Regions from separate parts of the Mus musculus genome. Here all the other regions are linked to region 3. The links are chromatin loops, found by intact Hi-C in ENCODE. Cell type or tissue: heart. All regions are shown on one strand.

The links. Peaks named below come from ENCODE experiments on the same cell type or tissue, not always from the same donor. Only the 100,000 strongest peaks of a DNase experiment are listed, where the experiment ranks them.
Region 1: a loop joins it to region 3, with 2.2 times the contacts of the local background. A loop is called at or near these places in 2 of 42 quality-filtered maps.
Region 2: a loop joins it to region 3, with 2.1 times the contacts of the local background. A loop is called at or near these places in 3 of 42 quality-filtered maps.

Annotation. Positions count from the first base shown.
Region 1 is chr17:86,728,679-86,736,678 of GRCm38, forward strand. No RefSeq gene overlaps it. Among named protein-coding and RNA genes, the nearest start is that of Epas1, 21 kb to the right of the region's middle. In heart, no CTCF peak of the experiment used is centred here; DNase peaks (open chromatin) are centred at 3,593 and 5,193; H3K4me3 peaks cover 537 bases; H3K27ac peaks cover 1,810 bases; H3K27me3 peaks cover 638 bases.
Region 2 is chr17:86,701,609-86,709,608 of GRCm38, forward strand. No RefSeq gene overlaps it. Among named protein-coding and RNA genes, the nearest start is that of Gm52297, 36 kb to the left of the region's middle. In heart, no CTCF peak of the experiment used is centred here; a DNase peak (open chromatin) is centred at 3,823.
Region 3 is chr17:86,591,578-86,599,577 of GRCm38, forward strand. All of the region lies in intron 11 of Prkce (protein kinase C, epsilon), which reads left to right. Among named protein-coding and RNA genes, the nearest start is that of Gm52297, 74 kb to the right of the region's middle. In heart, CTCF peaks have their summits at 4,233, 6,624 (motif pointing right) and 7,917 (motif pointing left); a DNase peak (open chromatin) is centred at 1,614.

The DNA.
Region 1 (8,000 bases), 140 kb after region 3:
AACTATCTTATACCCAGAGGCTATATGGTAGGTAGGATGGGTTTCTAGGATCCAAAGCCAGGTTTCACAGAGTAGCCATCCAGGTCTCTACATCCCTGGGATGTTTCTCTCTCTCTCTCTCTCTCTCTCTCTCTCTCTCTCTCTCTCTCTCTCTTCTCAAGGCTTCCCGAACATGTAAGGCTCTGGAGCTGGGAGTTGTAAAGTGTGGACCTGCCACTGTGAATGGCCCAGTGTAACTGCCCAGGGTTAAAATGAGACAGCCAGCGATCCAGAAGAAAACCCGCAAGTGGCAAAAGCGTGCTTCCTGTGCCCACAGTGCACAGGCCGAGCAGGGGGTGTGCAGGATCCCCCAGGACCTGGCTTAGCTCTGGGTGAGTTACTAAGGACAAAGGGTTTCTTAGAAGGATGCTCTGGAGACCCTTCAGGCACACACATCCTTCTTTTGTGATTGACTAACCGCAGCACATCCACAGAGAGATGCCTCTCTGGCCACCCGCTAAAGCTCTGCATAATGGAGGGACAGCTGAATGTCACGAATGTGTCTGAAGGAGTTTGAGTCAAGCTAAACTTTATATATAGATAGATAGATAGATAGATAGATAGATAGATAGATAGATAGATAGATAGATATAGATAGATAGATATATAGATAGATAGATATAGATATAGATATAGATAGATAGATAGATAGATAGATGGTATAGTATAGGTATAGATATAGATGTATAGATGTATAGATATATAGATATATATAGATAGATATAGATTAGATAGATATAGATATTTCTTATTCATTTTAAGAAAGGAGCTCACTTTGTAACCCAGGATGTCCTGGATCTTACTCTATAGCACACAAGCTTGGCTCAAACTCATAGCAATCCTCCTGCCTCAATTTCCTGGAAGCTTACACCACCAGGCCTGGCTTCTTGAGCCAACTGTGAAGAATTTTTAGCATATCTCCCTACCCTTTGGTAGTGGGAATATGCGGATCAAGCTTGGGGTCGTGCACATGCATGGTGGACAGACTAGACCACTATGTACCACTGAACCATATCCCAGGCTCTCAGCTTTCCAACTCCCGGGTGATAGCAAGGGTAATTTTCATGGATAGCTATTCCTGTAAAGGAAGCTTAAGATTTCTGAGCCTATGACTAAATTGTCTGGAAGGGCACTCCATCTTCAACAAACTCTATGGCCCAGTTGAGCAGGAAGTACGTAGTTGAGAGTGATTTTATGGCTTAGATGGCCATAAGCAGTCATTTCCCTAGACAGTAGTTTGATCATTTACCAATCTTTATAGAACAGTCCTTTAAGCAAAACAATCCCAACCAATTCTCAATTCTTAGAGGTACCAGAGGATTTATTTCCGTCTGTCTCTGTTTCTGTCTCTCTCTGTCTCTCTCTCCCCACTCTCTTACATACACACACATGTGTGTATCATGTCATATCACATGCATATCATATATATGATGTATATGGTTCTCACTCTCCTCTAGTATATATAATGATTTCAGTGCTCTATCTATCTCTCTATCTAGCCACGGTTTCATATATTCCAAAGTAGCCTCAGACTCACTGTGCAATTAAAGATGGCCTTGAGCTGCTCTTCACACCACCACTGCTCAATAAATACTAGGATTATGGGCTTGCACCACAATGTTCTATCATGCTGCACTGAGCACCAGTCGAGGCTGTGTGATGCTAAGAGAAACTTTGCCACCTGAGCTCCACCCTCTATACCTATTTCAGATGTCTTAAGACATCAAAATATGCTTAGGATCTTCATTCTCATCAGATGTAAATGTCCAATGAGAGAGAAGGGTCTTATTGGAAGAGCCTAGGCATTTATTCTGGAGAAAGGTCCTCTCAGCGTGTGAACGGACAGAGATGTGAACAGACAGAGATGTGAACATATCCTAGTGTCATCTTGGGGTTACTCAAGTCTCTCTTACTGCAATCTTCAGTTAGTGGAGCCTTCATAAAACACTCTCATGAACACAGAGGATCCGGTGAGACCCAGCATTCCCTCACCCAGAGGATCCAGTGAGTCCCAGCATCTTCTCAGCCTCTGCTCTTCTCCTTCCTTCCAGGTCTCAGGAAAACACACATTTGGTGGCTTTCAGGTTTGTTCTTCACTGTCTCCTTCATGGGCCGACACCACAGGTCCAGAGGATAGGATGGAAATAAACCCTACAGGAAGCCGAGTAACCAGTGCTGACCCTTTGCGTAGCAAAGCAGCTGTACAGCTCTGGAGACTCCAGAGAGTCTAGAAAGCTCCTTCTTGAGGCTGGTGTGATGACTCAGGGGCTTACGGGCGAAGAGCATAGACTATTCTTGCAGAGGAGCCAAATTCAGTTCCCAGCACCCAAGCTTGCAAATCTAGGCCCAGAGGACCCTCTGTGGGTGCCTGTGCCCACCTGCGTACACGCTCCTCCACGTACACACACTCACATACATGTAATCAAAAAGAGCACAGAACTAATCTTGCTAGAGGTGGTAGTGCATGCCTTTGATCCTAAATTTTAAGAAAAGGTTGGGGGAGAAAGCAAGCAAGTTCCTTTGTCCTCCAGAGGATACCATGGCACCTTGCTCTCCCGGATGATTGAAGACCACTGCCAAAGGTCAAATCCAGGACATTAAGTCAGGAAACCTCCAAGAGGTCGTCATGGAAAAGAAAATTCAAATCTGGCTATTCCTGGTGCTTCTTTCACTTTTTAAAAGACTTTTAAATCGTGAGTATGTGCCTGTGTAACTGCTGCTATCTACAGAGGCCAGACACATCTGATTCCTGGGAGCTAGAGTTCCAGGAAATTGGGCGCTGGGAACCAGACTCAGCTCGTCTACAATGGCAATCTATGTTCTTCACAGCTGAGCCGTCTTGCCAGTCCTTTACTTCAGGTTTAATTGGAAGTACATTGTTTTGTTGTTTGGTTTGGATTTAGTTTTTTTGTTTGTTTGTTTTGTTTTTTTGTTTTTTTTCAAGACATGGTTTCCTCTATGTAGTCCTGGTTCTCCTAGAACTCTCTTTGGATCAGGCTGGCCTTGAACTCACAGATATCCTCCTGCCTCTGCTGGGATTAAAAGGGAGTGCTACTTACCCTGGGGCTTGAAATACTTTTAAGGTTACAGAAAAGTGGGGGAAAAAATTAATAAAGAGCACTCCTACTTTTACTAGCTAAAATTTCAGCCAAGATTTCACACTGCCTCCGATCATTTTATTTAAAAAAAAAAATCGGATGAATTAGCAGCCTTTGTGAGAGTGCCCCGTAACAATCCTAATAGAATGCTGTGGCTTTCTCTTTTTCACTTAAGTCTAAATTAAATCTAAAGCTATGAATCAATACAGGAACACCAGGATAGTTTCAGTGTCATGGGCCCTACTCAGAGGGTCTCCTGTGGCTGTGGAAATGGGTTTGGCAGGGAGCATAGTGACTGGCACAAAGCAACCAAAGGCCCTGGTGACCCCAAGCTGAGAGGAGGCCTGCAAAGGTCGCTTCCTAGAAAGCCCCGCCCAGGCTTCCTCCTCTGCTTGGCCCTTCCTGCAAGCCATTGTCGCTCTGGGAGGACCTAGCCAGCCGGCCTCGCAGGGAGGCATTTCCGGGAGGCACAGAGCAGGCAGCCTGGCAGGGCGGGGCCCACTGAAGGAGGAAGTGCTTGCCGAGGAGTGGCACGTCGCCCTGGGCTATGCCAAGTGCCCTGCTGGGCATGGGGAGGGGACTGTGCCACCACGCTGGGACCAAAAACAGACCTTGAAGGCTTAGAGCAGAGGTGGGGGCATTCCTTCCTGCCTTGATTCCCACAAGTGAAGAAGGTATTTCTTGCTTCTTGTGCATCTTCTTAGGGCTCTGTGTTGAGGAAAAAAATTCATTCATTCATTCATTCAATCAATCATTTATTCAGTCAGTCAGTCATCCATTCACTCACGCTATCCACAAACAATTGCTGAGTGTCATCTGCCTGTTGGGGACAGAGCAAGGAGCAGAGAGCTGGGAGTGAGGACCACAAACATCCTTGCTCTGACTGACAAAGACCAGCAGACATAGTAAGTGCAGCATACACACAGTAGGAATAAGTGGTGCCTGGAGATGGATAAGAGGAGAGAGGAGCAGACAGCTCCCTGGGAAGAGCATTATAGGTGAAGAAAAGAGGAAGGACTGTGCCCAGCTTGGGAAGTCTGGCTGGCAAAAGTGAACTTCCTGTTGGTTTTTCTCTTAGCAATGTGCCCACCACCCCAGTCATAGGGGAGTAGCCATATCTGTGTTTCAGTGGCGCCCATGATTTGCCAGGATAAACTGTATCCACTTGGGCTGGGCTGGTAAGATGGCTCAGTGGTTAAGAGCACTGACTGCTTTTCTTGAGATCCTGAGTTCAAATCCCAGCAACCGCATGGTAGCTAATAACCATCTGTAATGAGATTGGATGCCCTCTTCTGGTGTGTCTGAAGACAGCTACAGTGTATTTACATATAATAAATAAATAAATCATATCCATTTTGGGATGTCTACTGACATCCACATCACTTGAATCCAATTGATCTCTCCAGTTGTGGTCCCCTTCCGGGACCCAGGGCTCTGGGCTCAGTAGGTCCAGACTTCAGACCCAGGTTTCTCCCATGTGTCTCTTCCTCTGAGAGTTTGTACCACATCACATTCTCTGTGGAGCCTCTATCTACTTTCCCCCCTGCCCACTCTAACTCCATCTACTGCATCTATGACACTTGGTGCAGAAATCCACCAGCCAGTGTCTGGCCATAGTACAGTTCTAAGTTGATGCATTCTCAGGTCCCATTGGCCGTGACTGGCTGTATTCCCCTCAAGAGTCCTCAGTAGCCAGCAGCTGGTACAGACTAGGTCTCAATAATGAAATGCAGAATGATCAACAGTCCTTACTTGACCTCTCTGGTCGCAGAGAAGGCTTTAGAACCCTTCAAAAGGCAACCTCTACCATGCTTCTAGCTATTTAATAGACTGTATTCACAGCTGCGGACTTCTAGGATACAGATTTCCTGTAGGCAAGAGGCTGGTATAGGAGGAAAAGTCTCATTTTCATTATAGAAAAATGGCTGGCTCAAGAGGCATTGTGTCTAAGAGAATAGGAGCAGCCACCCCTCTCCCTGACTCCACCCCTGCTCTGGGTGCCAGTCTGGGCTGACCACACAACTCCTGGAAACCCTAGCCATCGATGGGCTTCCTCTCCCTCCCCTAGGGACCTAAGCACTCCTGGGGCTGTGGCGCCTCTGCAACAGAGGCCAAGTTCTTATAAACATGTGCTGGGCTGCCCAAGGTCAGTGGAGTGGGGGTGTTTGAAGATCCTTACTCTGTCTTTGTCTCCTGATTCCAGTCCTCAAAGTCCTGATCCACGTCCCTGTCATGTCCCATGGATGGAATGGAAGGTCTCTGACTCACAGCTTAGCGTGAAATTTCTGAAGCTTCTTTTCCAGGTCACCCCCTTTACTCAGAAACCTGCAAGGGTTTGCCCAAAGGGCAAGGTTCATACACCGGGGTCTGGGATTTTAGGTTCTCTGCAGACTGACTCTAACTCCCCTGGATATACTTCTCCCTGATCTCCTTCACCAGTCTTGTCCCAGCAATGGACCAGTTCTGAGAGCTTTTCCTATCCAAAGGCTTTCCCACTCTCCTGTAGCTGTCTGTTCCTGGCAATCCTTGGCCTGCTCAGAGACTTCAAGTTCAACCATCTCCCACATACGTGTCTCATGATTGTCCACTATAGTGGTGGTTTAATAACCAGTCATCCTCAAAGCATTAACAGCCCCAGCAGCTCTAGGCTTTGTTGTTGCATTTGTCTCAGTCTTTCATCTATAAAGCGAGTGAGGCCTGACCTCACCCTGCATCACACTGATACAGAAGTCCCCAGTGCATGATAGGAGGCGGAGAATAGGTTTACCAGGGGGAGAATCCGGACCCTCGGCGTTGCTTCCTATGAGGCTTCTTGTACGTGCGTCCTGAGAACTCAGAGCATCCATGTGTTTGCTCTCAGGAAAGGCAACATTGTAAAGGTGCCCGGAAGGAAGCTCATCACCACCATTAAACCCTAACAGGAGGATGTCAGTTATGGAGAAAGGATGGCTGGTACAGGAGCCATTTCCGGAGTCATCTCTCTGCCTTCTTCTGGATATTCCTGTCAACTCCAGATTCGGGGACAGACAGAATAGAAAGAAACCATTTTCCCAAACAAAACCTTAACCACTCACTCTTCCAGGTCAAGAAAACCTCACCTCCTGAACTGCCATCCTGAGAAGAAAACTTTGATATGAGTTATCAGGTGGAGGGATGCGGCTGTCACTTGGGTTAACAAGGCTTCCCAGGGCTTCTGCTGACACCCTCTCTGAGGGAGGGAAGGGGATGGGCAGTAGCTCTGGGGGTGGAGGGGGGACTCCTGCTGGGAGGTAAAGTCACTTGGGTGACGAGGGACAGTGAGGTAGAGGTAGAGATACAGTGCCAGTGATGTAGGGTTTACAGAAAAGAAAGTGGGTGTGAGGCAGACGAACAGGGAGGTAGGGATATACCTGCATTTCTTGAGCAGCTGCTGTGTGCAGGCCACCATGCTAGGCACATCTCCATCTATTACCTCATTTAATTGTCCCAGGAATCCTGGGAGACAATTCTACTAGCAATATTCCCCAACTCAGAAGTTTGCCTCATTTTTTTTTTAATCTTGGCAGTTCTGGCTATAAAGTTGTCAGCATTTACTATAGGCATGGGACGTGAAAATCATAGAAAGCATGTGTGAAATAAAGACATGTCTAGTCTAGTCCCCAAGGTCACGGCACAACACGGGAGCTCTCCAGCACTGTGTGTGTGTGTGTGTGTGTGTGTGTGTGTGTGTGTGTGTGTGTGTGTTTGTATCCCAAGTTTTGGCATTCATTTTAAGCACATGTAATGCCAGATTGTATGTAGAGTGTTCTGCTTGCTTGGTAGCCTTTATAGCAAGACTACTTTTATGCCATTAAAAATTTTTAAAAAGCATCTTTTGTGCCTTCCCACTGTTCCCTGTAAATACAAGTATTTTGCAAACCACTTTCCAGGTTCTGGAAAAAATGTTTCTCCTCCTCTCCGAATAATAAATAATATTGTTTAATTAACATCATTGCACCAACAACTTTTGTTTTTTTAAGAACGGGGTGTTTTTATGAAACTTTTAAAAACAAAACTGAAGAAGAAGAAATTATTTGAAAACCTTCTGTTTCAAGACTCCCTAGGTCAAATGATTCAGATTCTGAAAGGCAAAAGAAGATCTGAAGTTAGAAGGTCAGGGCTCAGGCGCAGTCCTCACCAAGCACAGTCAGGGCTCAGGCTCAGTCCTCCCCAAGCACAGTCAGGGCTCAGGCCCAGTCCTCCCCAAACACAGTCAGGGCTCAGGCCCAGTCCTCCCCAAGCAGTCAGGGTTCAGGCCCAGTCCTCCCCAAGCACAGTCAGGGCTCAGGCCCAGTCCTCCCCAAGCACAGTCAGGGCTCAGGCCCAGTCCTCCCCAACCCCAGGCTGTCGCACGTCCAGGCTCTCACCTGCCAGATAGGTCAGAGAGGATATTTCCCTTACTTATTCAGATTAAATGAGAAAATTGAGAAGAAATGGTTCTGAATGATGTCATCAAAAAGAAGTGACAAATGTTTGTGGGAATAAACGTGCTTCACCAGATCTGAGCACTGCACAACTTCCATATGCTTAAAGTAATACGGGGAAAGCCAATGAACATAGACAGTTTTGCAAAGTTTCTGACTTCAGGATCACGGCAGTCTAGCTTTGATTTTTAAATAATTTCATTTCTAATTCTAAAAGTAATGCTTGTTTATTATGGAAAACTTTAGAAAATATGAATAGGGTAAAACCCATAGCCTTTCTCCGATTATTATTATGGTTTGGGGTGGGAGTATTTTTCAGTTCCTGCTCTCTCTTTTGGTGTGTGTGTGTGTGTGTGTGCGCACGCGCGCGCGTGCAACAGCCTGTCTGTGCCTCTGTGTGAGTACAGTGTATGTACGTATG
Region 2 (8,000 bases), 110 kb after region 3:
CATATAAAGGCAGGCCTATCAGAATTACACCAGACTTCTCACCAGAGACTATGAAAGCCAGAAGATCCTGGGCAGATGTCATACAGACCCTGAGAGAACACAAAGGCCAGCCCAGGCTACTATGCCCAGCAAAACTCTCAATTACTGTAGATGGAAAAAACAAGATATTCCATGACAAAACCAAATTTACACAATCTTTCCACAAATCCAGCCCTACAAAGGATAATAGATGGAAAATACCAACACAAGGAGTGAAACTACACCCTAGAAAAAGCAAGAAAGTAATCTTTCAACAAACTCACACAAACATATTTCCACCTCCAACAAAAAAATTAACAGGAAGTAGCAATTTCTTTTCTTAAAATATCTCTTAATATGAAAATTAATATTACCAATATATCATAATCGATTGAAATTCAAAAATAAGAGAAATAAGAATTTTGTCAGCTGTCATCCTATAGTCTCTCTGATTTGGTAATGGGAGAAATAGGTCCAATATTGTACAATCCATATATACTTTCTGCTTGTTTGTACATGACTGGGTCTTGCTGTGTGCCACATAATGGTCTTGAAATCATGCTTCTCCTATCTCAACCTGTCTATTAGTAAGATTGTTTATTGATGTTTTTATACTATACTATGGTTTTCAGAACAACTTACATATTTCAAAATTATTTATACAGCCAAAAGAAGTGTAGACAATGAATTTGGGAGGTGGCTTGTAAGAGAACAGTAAAGAGTGAGACTGAAGGCTTTGCTTGGTATTTATAATTATTGTATCAATTTTGAAGAAGAGGACTTTATAAGTTACTCTTATTCTGAGATGAATGCTTTTCAAAATCACCACATCCAATGAACCAGAATCTTACACTCACCTAACGTCTGTGCCACCCTCCAAGCAGAACCATTGTTCATTGAAACAGTTGATGAATGGCTTCGTGGATGGGCCATCTTAATGTACACACCATTTCTTAAATGAGTGTAACCTGTTCCCTGCAGGCTGAGAATGATGACAATCATTCAAATCAAATAGTTTTGACTGTAGCAGGAAATCTGTTTCCAAAAATCGTGCCTACAATTCATTCCTTGGCGCAGCAGAACTGTCAATTCTTAGCTTATCTACTATGGAGGTAAAATCCTTTGGTGATGTGAGGGACATTCAAGTACAGCCTTATTACAATGAACTCCAATGTCTAAAAATTGTTCTTATTTTGTGTTTGTACCACAGTAAGAGCCAAGATTTTAAACTCTACTAAAAACAAAACAAACAAACAAACAAAAAGACTTTATCTATTTATGTTCATTAAAAAACTAATAGTGATATATTATTTTAAAATATCATACAGTTAATATATTTGGAGTTATTTGAGAAATTTATATTGAGAAAAACATATGTATTTTCAGTATTGCTGTAGACAAACATCTACACCAGACAAACAACTTTTATAATAGTCATTTTTATTGTTACAATATTTTATAAATTTTAAAGAATATGATAAAAAACGAAAGGTATTACAGGTTTTGAGGGGAGCTCTCCAGTAGGAGTTGGGGTACAAAAGGGAAAGAAGAATGTGATGTAAGTCTATTTACCCAAAATATGTTTTTAGATGTTAACAAATTCAGATAAATTGAAATTATATATCCTTTCTCACCATAATGCAATAAAACTTAAATCAAAGAAAAATAAAAGAAAATATGGGGTGCTCCACACAATCACACGCCATCCTTGCATGGGGACCGAGTTCATCTTTTCTGTTTTGTTCCTACTGTAGTGCATGCACTGTGGTCTTGGGCAGTGCTGTGTGTTACCACAGGGCTTTAGTCAGCCTTCCTTAGCTTTGACAGACATACGTGAGGACATCAGTTTAGGTGGGAACAAGTGTTGGTGTTTTCAGCCTGTGCTCATTCGGCTCCCTTGGGGCCTGTGGTGAGGTGCAGTCCCAGGGCAGGGAGTGTGTGCTCAGACAACACATCCTAGGGACTGAACTCAAATCCTCAGCCTAACCCATGAACCACCATCTCTCCTGGATGAACTTTTCTTTTTCTTTTTTGCTGGATTCTTTCACGTTGCTTCCTTACTTTGGTTTTATCAGTGTTATATTTACCTGTTCTTTTGGCTGAATGTTGGTAGCGCCCCGGAGATGTGTGTGACTGATTATCTATTCTCTTGATAGACTTTGTGTCGCTGGCAGCTGGGACTCTTACAGACACAGACACATCTTTGTGGACACACATGGTTTCGTTTCTCTTGGGTGAAGACTTAACAGCAGAGTGGCTGAGTTATATAGCAAGGTAGATTCAACCTTCTGAGACCCTGACGAACCGTTTTTCGAATTAATTGTTCTGTTGTGTGGTTCTTCCAGGAGCCTATAAACCTACTTGTTTCACCTCCCCACCAACACTCGACACAATCCGTTTTTAATTTTAGCACACTAAATTTAGTATGAATTTTTAGTGTGACTTTAATTTGCTTTTCACTAATGAATAATGACTTTAATTTCTTCTCATGTGCTTTTTGGGCAGCCACATACTATCTTTGGTATGTTTGGTAATGTTGTCTGTTGACACTTTTTTTTTGGCCCATTTTCAATTATAGTTTTTTTTTTAATTATTGTTTTTATTTTATTTGCTCTCTCCTCTCTCTCTCTTTTTCTCTGTCTCTGTCTCGCTCTCTCTCTCTCTGTGGCTCTCTCTGTCTCTCTGACTCTCTGTCTCTCTGTCTCTGTCTCTGTCAGTCTCTATCTCTCTCTCTCTCTCTCTGTCTCTCTCTGTCTCTCTCTGTGGGTATGTGTGTGTGTGTGTGTGTGTGTGTGTGTGTGTGTGTGTGTGTGTGTGTATTTAAAGTGTGAGCATAGAAGTCAGAGGACAATTTTGAGAAATCAGTTCTCTCCTTCCATGCCCTGGGTATTGAATTCTGGTCAACAGGCTTGGTGGCAAGCACAGTTTCCTGCTGACCCAGCCTGATATTGCTTTAATTTAGAAGTCACACTGGAAAGAATTGCTATCTTTATGATAGTCATAGTCCCTGATTCTATTTATGATATCAAAATACAAATGCAGTAGCATTCTCATTCTTTAGGGTCTTTTCTTGGTTTTATTCTTGGAGATGCATATTCATTAATAATATGTAAATGAGATATCTTCTGTTGTATTTTCCAGTTATTTGCTTGGTATAAGAATCATCACTTGAGCTGGGCAGGGTGGTGCATACCTTTAATCCCAAGGAAGCAGAGGCAGCGAAATCTCTGTGAGTACAGGGCCAGCCTGGTCTACATAGTGAGTTTCAGTATAGTCAAGGCTGTATAGAAAGACCTTGTCTTAAAAGACAAACAACACAGAAAGAAACAAATAAAACAAACACCACTGGTTTTTGCTTATTAATTTTATAACTGGGCTCCTTGGTGATTTCTCCAGGCTTGTAGAATATTTTGTATTTGATCATTTACAATTCCCCCATATCCTAGATGGATTTGATTTTCTTTTCTGCCCGAGTCTGTTCTATCTGAGGCTGCTCCTTCAATTTGTTCAGAAAATTTATCTATTATTTCACAAGTTTCCTTTTTTCTTTTTTCCAGTTTGACCTCTCTTCTGCTAACTCCAGGTATCCAGATATTTAGCACTGACTAACATAAAATCCTAATTTACTATCCTTCCTTCCTTCTTCCGCCCGGGTCTTTCTCAGTTTCCTCTTCTATGATCCCTACTAGCTCTCCAGCTGCTGTGAGTGTGACAGAAACAGCACAAGCATCTAACTCACACTTTTCTTGGTTCTCCTTCTGTGAGATTCTCCAGCAGCTTCCCATCTGAGCCAGGGCTCCTTTGTTTTTGATGGAGGAGGATGTTGGCTGCGGTGTCAGGAAGTAACAGTGCTGTAAGGAAGCCAGACCATAGACCTTGCAGGTTCCAAAAAACTCAAGCTATGGGAATGAATAAACCTTAAGGTGGGCAGAGCAAGCCTTGGGCACCTGAAAACCCCAATTGCCACCCAAGGACAATTTAGTCTTTATTCACAGCATAAGGAATACCTAGAACCCTGAATATTTGTTATTTATTCGTTTGTTTGTTTGTTTTGTTTATATAGAGCCTTGAGCATGGAGACAAGGTGCTCTAACACTGAGTCACATCCCCAGCCTTCTTCCCTTTATATTTTGAGACAGGATCTTACTGAATGGCCCAGGTTGGTCTTGAACTCACCCTGCAGTGCAGCATGGGAAGGTTTTGAATTCACTCTTCTCTAGGATGAAGGGACTGTCCCACCAGGCTGAGCTTGCCATGTTATATTCAAATTCTCATTAAAAAACGTTTCATTTCTAATTTATTTTTGCTATCAGAGGAAGAAATTAGCATAGTAGTAATAAGTATATAATACCAAATCCAATCTGGAGGATGGTCATCTCTGTTTCAACACAGCTCTAAGATATTTTGTGCCCAGGACGAGTAAAACACTGTAGCACTAACCATACAATGTAGTCAGCCACTGCTTCCTCTGTGACACAGCTGTCACCTTGGGTCTGATATTCTTTCTACCCTCGATACCCCAGAGAGGGAGGGGGAGGGGAGGGGGAGTGGGAGGGGGAGGGAGAGGGGGAGAGGGAGAGGGACTTTCACCTGAGAAGGAAATGCCTCAGCCTTCGAAGCTGGGAGGAGATGGAGGAACGCAAGGCAGCTGGCCGGTTCCCATTTTACCTGCACTGGTCTAACCTCACCTCTGATACACAGTGACTATGAGGTCAAACTCCATTTAATCCAAGAAAATGGTGCTGAAGCGATCAGGGCTGGGAGCTGGAGTGGCTTAGTTGCAGCAGGTACTCATTGTATCCCAGGTAAGTCAGTCACCCTATCAGCTGGCCTGGGGCAGGTTCAGGCTTGTGTTCTTCATGGTCACCCTGGTCAGTCTTGGGAGAAAAAGGCTAGAAAGATACAAACCACACCTTGTAATTCCCCTGTCTCACCAGCCTTCAACCTCCCCAGGAAGTTTCCAGACTCTTCCCCTTGCTCCGTTAGGGGAGAGGACTGTGCAGGGTGATCTTTGGCCCATCCTATGGGGAAGTTCCTAAAGAAGCAGCAACTGAAATATTGGCTAATGGTGATGTAGGATCTGGCCTCCTAGGGAAGTGGGCAGGGTGTTGTCATGTGTCTCCTGTCACCTAGCTGCCCATCTTACTCTGCAGACTTGCTTCTGTGGCCTTTTCTATCTGTCTGAGTTTCTTTCACATAGTTCCAGCCTGAAGCTGGTGGGTTCATAAACCTTGGAGTAGACATAGGGACAGGCAGGAAGCCTTATTAAGCTTAGAGTCTGTATCATACTGCAGCCCACCTTTTGCCTAAGGCCTCCATTTAGTGCAACTTTGATTTATGTTTGGCTCTTGTTCTAGGAGGCTGAAAGGAGACAGAAGTTATCAGCAGGACAGGAATCCACCCATCCAGGAATTCTGAGCCACGCCATCCATTGCCAGTTGCACGCCTTACCAAAAAATGTTTTCCAGACTTGTTCTCAACTGGCCCCTCCCCTGCCATTCCTTCTTCTTGCTCTGTCCCTGTAGCCTGCAGAGTTCCTAAATAATGCTCAGTCTTGTCTACCACATTTAGTATAATGCCTGACCCTTGGAACATACATACATGTACACACATGTACACACATGCACACACATACGCGTACACACATGGAAAAAGTTAAATGTACATTGTCACCTCCTTTCCTTGCGTGGAATACCGAAGCATGAAATCATTTTCCCAAAGTCACATGGCTCACACTAGTTCTATGATTGCCATCAGGCTGGTCTGAGTCCCAGGGCCTGCCTCACTGTAGAGGGCATGGCTTTCCTCGGCATGGCTCCACTTATACACAGAGAGGAAAACGTCACTTAACCAGAAAGCTCCTCTGGCAGCCTGTTCATCCCCATCCCTGCTTATCTGCTGTTTATTTTTCTTGCTGGTGGCAGGACTGTGGACATAGTTCTTACTAAACGAAGCATGAGATTAAATTATTTCTTTAAAGCCTATTACCTGTCCATTTCCCCAGGGCAGTTCTTTATTAAGTAATTTCTCACATTTTCCAGTGAATCAGTGATGGGTGGTGAGCCAGGGAAGACGGCGATGGCTGACTTGGTCACTGGAAGGGAGAACGTCTTCTGAGCTGAGTATGAAGACCCTCTTCTCCAGAGAGCTCTCGGGAGCACCACAATGCCCTTGTTAGGAGTGTGCCCTTCTGAGCTACTCCTTTGAGAATCCTGTCTTTCCCTGACTGTTCTTTGCTGGGATGGAATCCTCAGAGCTCTGGGTGGGAAGGCAAAAGGTTTAGCAAAGAGGGTGAGGTACAGGCAATCCTAGGCTGGGCTGCATCTGGGCCCCTGAGAAAGAGAAAAGTTTCCTAAGGGGATTGGAATCTGAGAGGGTGGCAAGGCTAACAGAGCTGAGAACTAACTAACATGGCCTTGGTCCCATGGCCATCGATGTTGAGAAGCCCAGAGTAAACCACTGAGAAGAACATGTAAAGAAAAAGACATCACAAGCCTTGGGCCCGAGACACTAGGCTGAGTGTTACCCGGCTCCCAGATCTTGACTGTCCTTTATATACTGCAGTGACTCTCTCAGCCCCTTGAAGCCTAGAGTAGACTTCTTGCCTGGTCAAAGTGTCCTGATGATGCTCTCCTGAGAGATTCTCCGAGAAGCTCTGCCTTATGTCCATGTGGATACCACATGTGGATGACTTCATCCTGAACTCAGGGTAGACAAAATATCTTCTGATAGTAGCTCAGGATTCACAGCCTTCTGGCCACAGGTAGTCTGCTGTAATTGTGATTATAGGTCTTGGGTCTGGATACCTGCATCCTAATTCCAGCTTCCTGTCTACCTTTGGCTGGGTTTCCAACATCTGTGACCTCAACTCTAAAATAAAGAACATCATGAAAACCATGCCCAACTCCTTTCCACTGCAGAGTCGAAATCTGAATGGAATTGGGCTGGGAAGGGCATGGAGTGCCCCTGAGGAATAAACAGTAGGACCTATGTGGATGCTGCTCAGAGACTGCGAAGAGACGGCTGTGAGATTCCAGGGCACGCACAGGTTTTAGAAGAGGTGTCTTTCTTGGATTTAGCCTACTTGTCATTTGAGAGGACGATGCAGGAGGTTCACGATTTTAGGATCAGGCTGAGCTACACTTCGAGTGAGACTCCGATTTGAGAAAACCAAAGTACTGTTTGCTCAATAGAAAAGATTGTCCTAGGTCAGCCATACAGCTTGTGTGAAGCCCAAGTGGCTACTGTGCTCAAACCCTGGGACGTTCCTTAGGGCTTCCCATCGGTGCTCTGGGATACTTAACCCAGCCACAGACAGGAAAGCAAGTCCAAGCTAGCAAGAGAGCAGATGTGGGATCTCTGCCCTCGGGACGCTGCTTGGGTAGTGTACTGGATCACTGGCTGCTCTCTCAGCCTCCTTTGGAGCTTTCACTTCTCAGTCTTTGAGTATTGGAGGACGGCAGGGTTTAAGCTTCAGCTCTTTAGCTTCTCTGTCCATGCTCACTCTCTGTCTGGTTGACCACATCCAGTCCCAGGTTTAGCTATGTTGAGGCTGCTGACCCCAAAATGTATGCATCAGTCCAGGCCTTTCTCCTGAATGCTATTCTTAACTCAAGTCTTGCTTGGAATGTCCACTACTGGATAGCATTTCCAACCATGTGTGTGTGTGTGTGTGTGTGTGTGTGTGTGTGTGTGTGTGTCCACTTATTCCCTGTTCTGTTCTCTCTAGTAGTTCTACGTTTTAGCAACCTTTCCAATAACTTAAGGCAAAGACTGTAGCCATTCTTATTGTCTCTTGTAGTCATCATTAAGGCCTTTAATTCACCACCACCCACATTAATCCATCAGTGACTTTCTCAACTCATACAGCTCCCCTCTCCAGCAAGTTTGACTGGCACTGCACTCTGCATTCTTTCCCTATGGGTCATTTTCCCTATATTTGCCCTCAAACAAACAAAAACAACACACCCAAAGCGCTGAAG
Region 3 (8,000 bases):
CTGAAGTAACCGCAGAAGGACAAAAAAGCGTTTCTAATTCTTGATCTTGTAAAACTATTCCCAGCTGGGGTCCACTCCCTCTGAGGTCAATGCCAGCTCTATTGGTCTGGGAGACTGTGATGCTGAACAACACAGGGCACAGGGATTAATGAGAACACGCAGGAAAAAAAAATGCTAGTAAGAGGCATGGAGAATTGAAGAATAACTGATTGGAGCCAGGGAATCTCACAGGATTAAGTGAGAGGACGGCTTTACGCAGTCAGCACAGGTAGACGCGCCTCTGTGGTGCCGTCCTTTAAGGAGATAAAGCACTTGTTCCCATGATGAAGGCAAGCATGGCTCAGAGGAATCTAGAGAAATCCACCCACCGAGGAGAATGCATATGTGGGTGATTGTGGGTCAAGGTGGAGAAAGAAACTGACCAAAGCTGACCAAATTGGCAAAGAAGGTTTGGAAGACAGACTAGCTCCTGGCAGCTGTGGGAAAACCACACTGAACTTCCTATAAAAATGCAGAGACCGATCCCAGAGATACTCAGCAAAGGCAATGCTGTCTGAGACCCAGTCGGAGGAAGTGTGATCCTCAGAACGCATGGTGGAGGAAGGAGAGCAACTCCTGCAGGTTGTCCTCTGACCATCACAAGCTCCCTGTGGTGGCCTGATGCATCCATGCAAACATCCCCCCCCACACACACACATATGCAAATAAACAGTTTTTAAAGATTTAATTATGTGTATGAGAGGTATGTACCTGTGAATGCAGTGGTCTGTAAAGAACCCTGAGAACTAGAGTTCTGACCTGGGTGCTGGGAACCAAGAGTATTCTGAAAGATAACGATTCAAGCTTAACTCTGGAACCATCGCTTCAGCTCCAACCCCTCCCCCCTCTTTCTCTCTATGCATGTATGTGTGTGTGTGTGTGTGTGTGTATTATATTTGAGTGTATTTGTATGTATATTTATGTGTGTATGTTTGTGTGTGTATATACATGCTCACAGAGGTCAGAAGAAGGCATCAGATCCCTGAGAGCTAGAGTTACCTAAGTTTATGAGACACCCTATGCTGGTGCTGATATCTAAATTCTGGTCCTCTCTGGTCCTCTGATAGAGTGGTACCTGCTCTTAACCATGGAGTCATATCTCTAGCCCCCAGATAAATATTTTTTTTAAAGAAGAAACCTGACAAGGTTTTTGTTTTTTTTTTTGTTTTGTTTTGTTTGTTTGTTTTTTGTTTTGCATCATATAGAGTCAATACTGGTTTCTGGAAAGCTTTGAAATAACAAAAGCCAGGGGTAAATGAGATAGTACTCCATGGTTCCTACACTTGAAGCTGGCTTCAGAGCTTCCTAATAGGAGGCTCTGAAGAAAAACCAAAAAAGGTGGCCTTAGCTAAAGCTGGACATGGAAGGATGGCACAGGGAAGAACACCTTGCCCTTCTTAGGGAGGTAGCTAGGCATTAAAACAAGGTTAGGACCCAGCCTGGTCACTGGCCCAGGAGCCCAGGAACCTGGGACCCTCTCCTCAAGTAGGACTTGATCCAAGCCCCTCCCCTTCGAGTAACCTGCAGATAGAGCAAACACTCTACCTTAGGGTGCTGGCAATGAGGAGGATCAGGATGGAGGAGGAAGTACCGGGATCCGATCTCCTAGGAGACCAAGTAGCACCCCGAGGTTTTCCTGTCTCTGGCTCAAAACTCCACAGTAAACATGATAAAATTAGCAGAGCTAAGTAGGCATATTTGTGGGTTTGGAGGCATAGTTGGTCCTGTTTTTCTCCAATTTGACCTAACTGGAGTTCACTGGGTATGTAATGGAAAAAAAAAAACCCAGCTTGATATAAAAACGCAGGAAATGCCTTCAGCTGCTGCTGATTACAGTAGCAGCTTTCCTTCTGTTATTTTTGTGGCGGGAAAAAGAAAAAAAAAAAGAAAAACAAAGCTACACCCACCAAACACACACACACACACACACACACACACACACACACACACACACACACACACACACCCCTAAGCAGTAGAAACAAGCTGGATTGTTAGTACTTTTTACGGCATTCTTGATTCTGGCTAAATGATGTCACTTTATAAAATGAGAAAGGAGAGGAAGGCATTTAAAATCTCATCAATACAATTTCTGCACGTGTAATACACAGCCACCGGTTCAAAGTTTAGTCGATTGGCCCTGGAAGTTGGAGAATTCTATCAACTTGCATCAAAAGTCGATCTGCCCAGGACAGGTTCAGGTTTTCTCGTGATGCCTTCTTGTATCATGTGCTGGGGGAGAGGACACTACTCACAATTGCTTTCCTAGCATCCATCACTGCTTAGCAAATAAAGCCACGCCTGCAGAGAGATGCTTTCAAACCTGACTGAGAAGCACACTGGATGTTCTCACAGAACAGACATGTCTGGCTCAGGCTGGGGAGTGTAGCTCTGTGCTAAGTGCTCGCCTACCGCGCACAAAGCTGTTTGGTCCTGGGCACTGCTTTTCATAATCCTGCAATCCCAGCCCTAGGGAGTTGAAGGCAGGAAAAGCAGATGTTCTAGGTCATCCTTAGACAGATAAGGAGTCCAAGGGCAGCCTGGGCTTCTTGACACCCTACCCGAGAATTGAGGGGAAGAAAGAGAGAGAAAGAAGGAAAGAAGTGTGCTAGATTCTCACCAAGGGAAGCTAGCAGGGAGAGAATGAACACAACCACCCAGTCTGTTGGTACAACTTAGTTAACACGTTTTAATTTTGGCTTCAGGATTCACAGTTTCCTGTTGCTGTCGTGTACATAGAGTCGTCAATGCCTATAACACTATGTCTTTAAGAACGACATATTTGCCATGTTGAGATTTCCTGGTTTTCACTTGGGTCCACCTGTGAGGCCACAAGTCTTCATTCATAAAATTCTAGGAGATCCTGGCAGGACAGCCAACGACTTGGGAAATTCAATTCCCCTGCTCAGGTAGAAAGTGGAACTGACTTAAGTACCTGCCATGCTTTGGAGGAAATATGCTCAACTCAGTACTTCTCAATGAGAACAGGTAATTCTTATGGGTCCTCTAGCACCGAGGTGCTCAAACACTAGGGACAGCGTTTGGCAATGTCTGGACTTGGGCTGTTGGAACCTAGCAGAGCTGGGATATGGAGGAGATGCGCATCCATACTGAGGGTACTACAACCGAGAGCTACCAACCCAAGCTATCAGTACTGCCAAGGCAGCAAACCCCGGCTCCAGCCCTCGAGTTCTATGATCATGTGATTCCCCAGGCTTCGGGAGCTGCTGTGTTTCAAAGGCCTCCTCTGCCACCACGGATCTTAGGTGGAACACAGCCAGATCTGCAAGTGGGCACGTCCTGTAGGGTCTGACCAGGTTCTGGAAGGCTTTTTGAACCGTAAGAGTCAGAGAAGGCAGAAGGCAGAAACTTGTACCTGTCACCTCCTTTCCTTTCTCCCATCAGGAAATCTTATGATTTCATTTCCACACTGTATTGAACTCTTTTCCCCCCAAAGGATACCACCATCTTTGAAAAATCAAAAGACTCTTTCCCCCATATATATATATATATATATATATATATATATATATATATGTGTGTGTGTGTGTGTTATATAATGTATATATTATATATAATAATATATAATATATTTATATATTAATATATATATTAAGCCAAGAAAAATAATTAATCTACCCTGTAAAAACTAGCATCTTCTAAGTCCTTGATTAATGTGTTAATGGAATTACTGGTGTGACTCTGGCACTTCGCCTGTGTCCAGAAGGCAGTTACAAACCCAACTCGGGCAATGATGAAAAGCAAGCCATCTAAGTCACCTGTAACACGTCCCTGTAACCCACGCATATCTACTCCCCCTGAAGAAGACCATCTCTCGACACAAAATGTTTGCTACAAGCAAAAGTATTTTAAAGTCATTTTAGCCATCAAAACTTAATTTAACCAAAGCATTTTCACGTCCCCACCCTTTCAGCTTCTTTTATGGGGTGTCCATGCCAGTAAATGGTTCCGTGTTCTTGGGGTTTAAAGGATTAAGAATACACAGGTAGTCGGTCGGCTTTCCTTTCTACCTTGGCACGCTCGCTCACTGTAGACACTATGGTTTATGGCCTGTTGGAGCCAGACTGCCTTGAACTGTTTATGGCGTAAGACGAGTCTGAGGAAGTCTCTCCCCAGGCTCTGAAACAGCCCCACCCGGCTGACAGGAGTCTCTCATTCCATTCTCTCTGACAGCAGGGGGCCAGTACATTTCCTCCCAATCTCTGAAACCCATGGGCAGATTCCTGCAAACTCCTGCATGGTCTCTACAGCCCCACACAGGAAGCCTGAAACATTATAGATGCCCAAGGGATATTTCTAAGACCTGGGATTGTCTTGGCTTATAAGGGAGTGTTCGAAGATGCATTGGTCAATTGATTGATAAGAAATCCTGGATTAATGATCAGGCTCGCTATTTTTGCATTTACTTGATTTTGTTTGCTTGGAGGCAGATCTTGCTATGTAGCCTTGACTGGCCTGTAACTCTGAGAGATGTGCTCTCCCCTGCCACCCCAGTGCTGGGATTATAGGCGTGTACCACAAACACCTGGGATTCATGCTCACCGTTTGTTTTTAATCTAAAGTCCTGAGGATTGTTTATTTTTACTTTATGTGTATGGGTGTTTTATTTGCATGTATTTCCGTATACCACATGCATACAGCACTGGAGGACACCCTGTAACCTGAGTTTCAGACACTTGCTACCTAGTGGGTTCTGGGAATTGAACCCGGGTCTTCTGGATAAGCAAGTAGTTGGTGCTCTTAGCCACTGAGCCATCTTTCTAGCTCCAGCGTTCGCCATCTTTAAGAAAAAGATCATCTAGCACCAGACACTCGGAACCTGTCAGTACCCGCATTTGATATGAAAACAGAGAAGCACACACAGAGAGCTTCAGGGGTTCCTATACCTAAATAAATATGGTGTGGCAGAGCCTGATCCTGTTGTTTTCTTTTTTAACATATAATTTATTTTTACTTTATGTTCACTGTATTTTGCCTGCATCTATGTCAATGTGAGGATCTCAGAAGCCCTAGATCTGGAGTTACAGACAGGTGTCGGCTGCTACGTAGGTGCTGGGAATTGAACCCAGGTCCTCTGGAAGAGCAGCCAGTGCTCTTAACCTCTTAGCGGCTGAGCCATCTCTCTCTCTCTCTGTCTCTCTGTCTCTCTGTCTCTCTCTCTGTCTCTGTCTCTCTCTCTCTCTCTCTCTCTCTTTCTCTATTCCTCCCTCCCTCTCTCCCTCTCTTCACTGCACAAACGGGTACTTAACTCCATTACTAACTGGAAACATTCCTGTCGATTGTCAAGCCAGGTATTCTCCATGGAAAATTGGGTTCTGTTCTCCCTAGTAAAATTTTGAGGAAAGGTTCTAGAGCTCTTCAGCAGACTGTCTCGCTGTTGGTTGTTGTACTACTGCCCAATGGACGTGTCTCCATGGAAAATTGGGTTCTGTTCTCCCTAGTAAAATTTTGAGGAAAGGTTCTAGAGCTCTTCAGCAGACTGTCTCGCTGTTGGTTGTTGTACTACTGCCCAATGGACGTGTCTCCATGGAAAATTGGGTTCTGTTCTCCCTAGTAAAATTTTGAGGAAAGGTTCTAGAGCTCTTCAGCAGACTGTCTCGCTGTTGGTTGTTGTACTACTGCCCAATGGACGTGGTCACTTAATCCCTCTCCGGCATAGACACTTAAAGTTAAAAGCAAGTTGATTCAAGTTCATAGGCAAAAAGAAAAAAAAAAGAATAGCTAAGTCGAAGGAAAGGAGAAGCTTTACAAAGGAAAACACCGGGGGCTTCTGTTTTCTTTGTCTGTACACTGCTTAAAGGAAACGCAGAGTGACAGGCTAGGGGGCTGAGTCTTTCATGTCTGAAGCTGTTGTCTCCAACTGTGAGGCAACAGCTGGCATCTCCGAGGCGGTTAGGACCCATGACATGATGAGGGTGAAGGAGTGGGAGGAGGGTGTCCCAAGCAGGACCCCAGAGTGAGGAATGGCTGAGCGGGCAGAAGGATATCTCAGTCTCTTTACCACTGCTGGATCTCCAGCGATTGGGATGCTATGTAGGTTCTAACTTATCCACTCTTCAAGAGTCTTAGGTGTTTAGTGGAAAGGATTGGGCCTTTCTAAACCTCAAGTTGCAGAGAGTTCATGAAAAACACAGCTGTTTATAATATATATTACTTGTTAAAAGGCAAACAAACCTAAGTTGGGACTGAGTTCAAGCAACCCTGCCCAACTGAACTTGCTCAGAGGTACTGAGCTGAGTTCTGCTTTGCTCATTTGTGTGTGGTTGAGGTTGAGCCCAGAGCCTTATACACACTATGTAGCCACAACACACTTCAGCCACCCCCCAGCCCTTCAAGGGAACGTCAAACTATTTGCCTGTTAATAAAGAGACACTAGTGTTGGACGGGTGCCAATGCTGTCATTTTCATCTAGGCATTGTGTCTTGAGACATAGTGACCGCCATCAGAAGATTGTCCGTCCGTAGGCGTTCTCTTTTTAGAAAGCTCTACTTTTCTTTCACGTGTATGGGTGTTTTGCTTACGTGCATGTCTGTGTACCATGTGTGCACAGTATCTGTTCAGTCCAGAAGATGGCATCAGATCCACTGCACTGGGGTTAGAGATGATTGTCCAACTACCACGTGGGTGATGGGAACCAAGAGCAGCAAGTGCCCTTAACCAGTGAGCCGCCTCTGCAGGCCCGCGAGCTCTTCTCAACAACAGTGCAATGTAGTCAGGGGCACCTACATCAGCACTGAGACTCTCTTCCACCAGGAAATCTTACTGGATCAGTTGGCTGGTCTCTACCCTATAATGTTCTGCTTATTCTCTAAGTAGAGACCTCTATCCATAGGTCTCTATCCATAGATCTCCTTAGGAAGGTTCTCAACCTTACAACCTTCTTTCTACTTCATAACTGTAACTTTGCTACTGTTATGGATCATAATGTAAATCTGATAAGCAGGCTATCTGATGCATGAACCTCGGAGGGGGGCGTGACCCACAGGTTGAGAACCGCTGCTTTAGCATCTGTGTTTCTGGGCATTTGGAGGTTGCACTGTGATTTGTGGACACCCATACTATGTGAGCGCACATGAGACCCCCAACCCTTCCGGAGGAACTCTGGGCAATTGACAGTTGTTGAGTGGAAGACAGACATTTTTCTCAGTGGTGTAAGCCCTGGTAAGAAAGATACAGTACTTTTGTAAATATGTCTTTATCCATCCTCCTATACATAGCCCCAAATAAACCCATTCCACACACACACACACACACACACACACACACACACACTACACACACACATACACATACACACACTCACTCACACACACACTCATACACACATACACACACACTCACTCACAGACTCACTCACTCACACACTCACTCACACACTCACTCTCACACACACTCACACTCACACACACTCACACACACACTCACACACTCACTCACACTCACACACACTCACAACACACACACACACAACACACACAAGTAAGTAAATAGGAAATATAAGATAACGAACATCTTGCATTTGTGTATTAATATCTGGATTGTTTCTGGAGAAGCAGTTTGCTGTGGCACACACAGAGAATCTTTAGGAGCTGTCTTGTTACCATGCACCTCTTGTTGGCTTCAGCCTTTAACTGCCTAAGACTTGTTCTCTGCAACCCTTCCTCAGATCAGTCCTCTCACCGTGCATAGTTCTGTGTCAGCATCTAGGGTTTAAAATAATAGGAATATGAGTGATGGAGAGATGGCTTAATGAGCCCCAGCTACTCTTCCAGAGGACACAGGTTTGATTCTCAGTGCCCACGTGGTGGCTCACAGCCCACCATAGCTCCAGTCTCAGGAGATTCACTGCCCTCTTCTGGCCTCCATGGGTATCAGGCAAGCAAGTGGTACGTAGACATGCAGGCAAAATATCCATATGTACATAATAAAATAATTTTTTA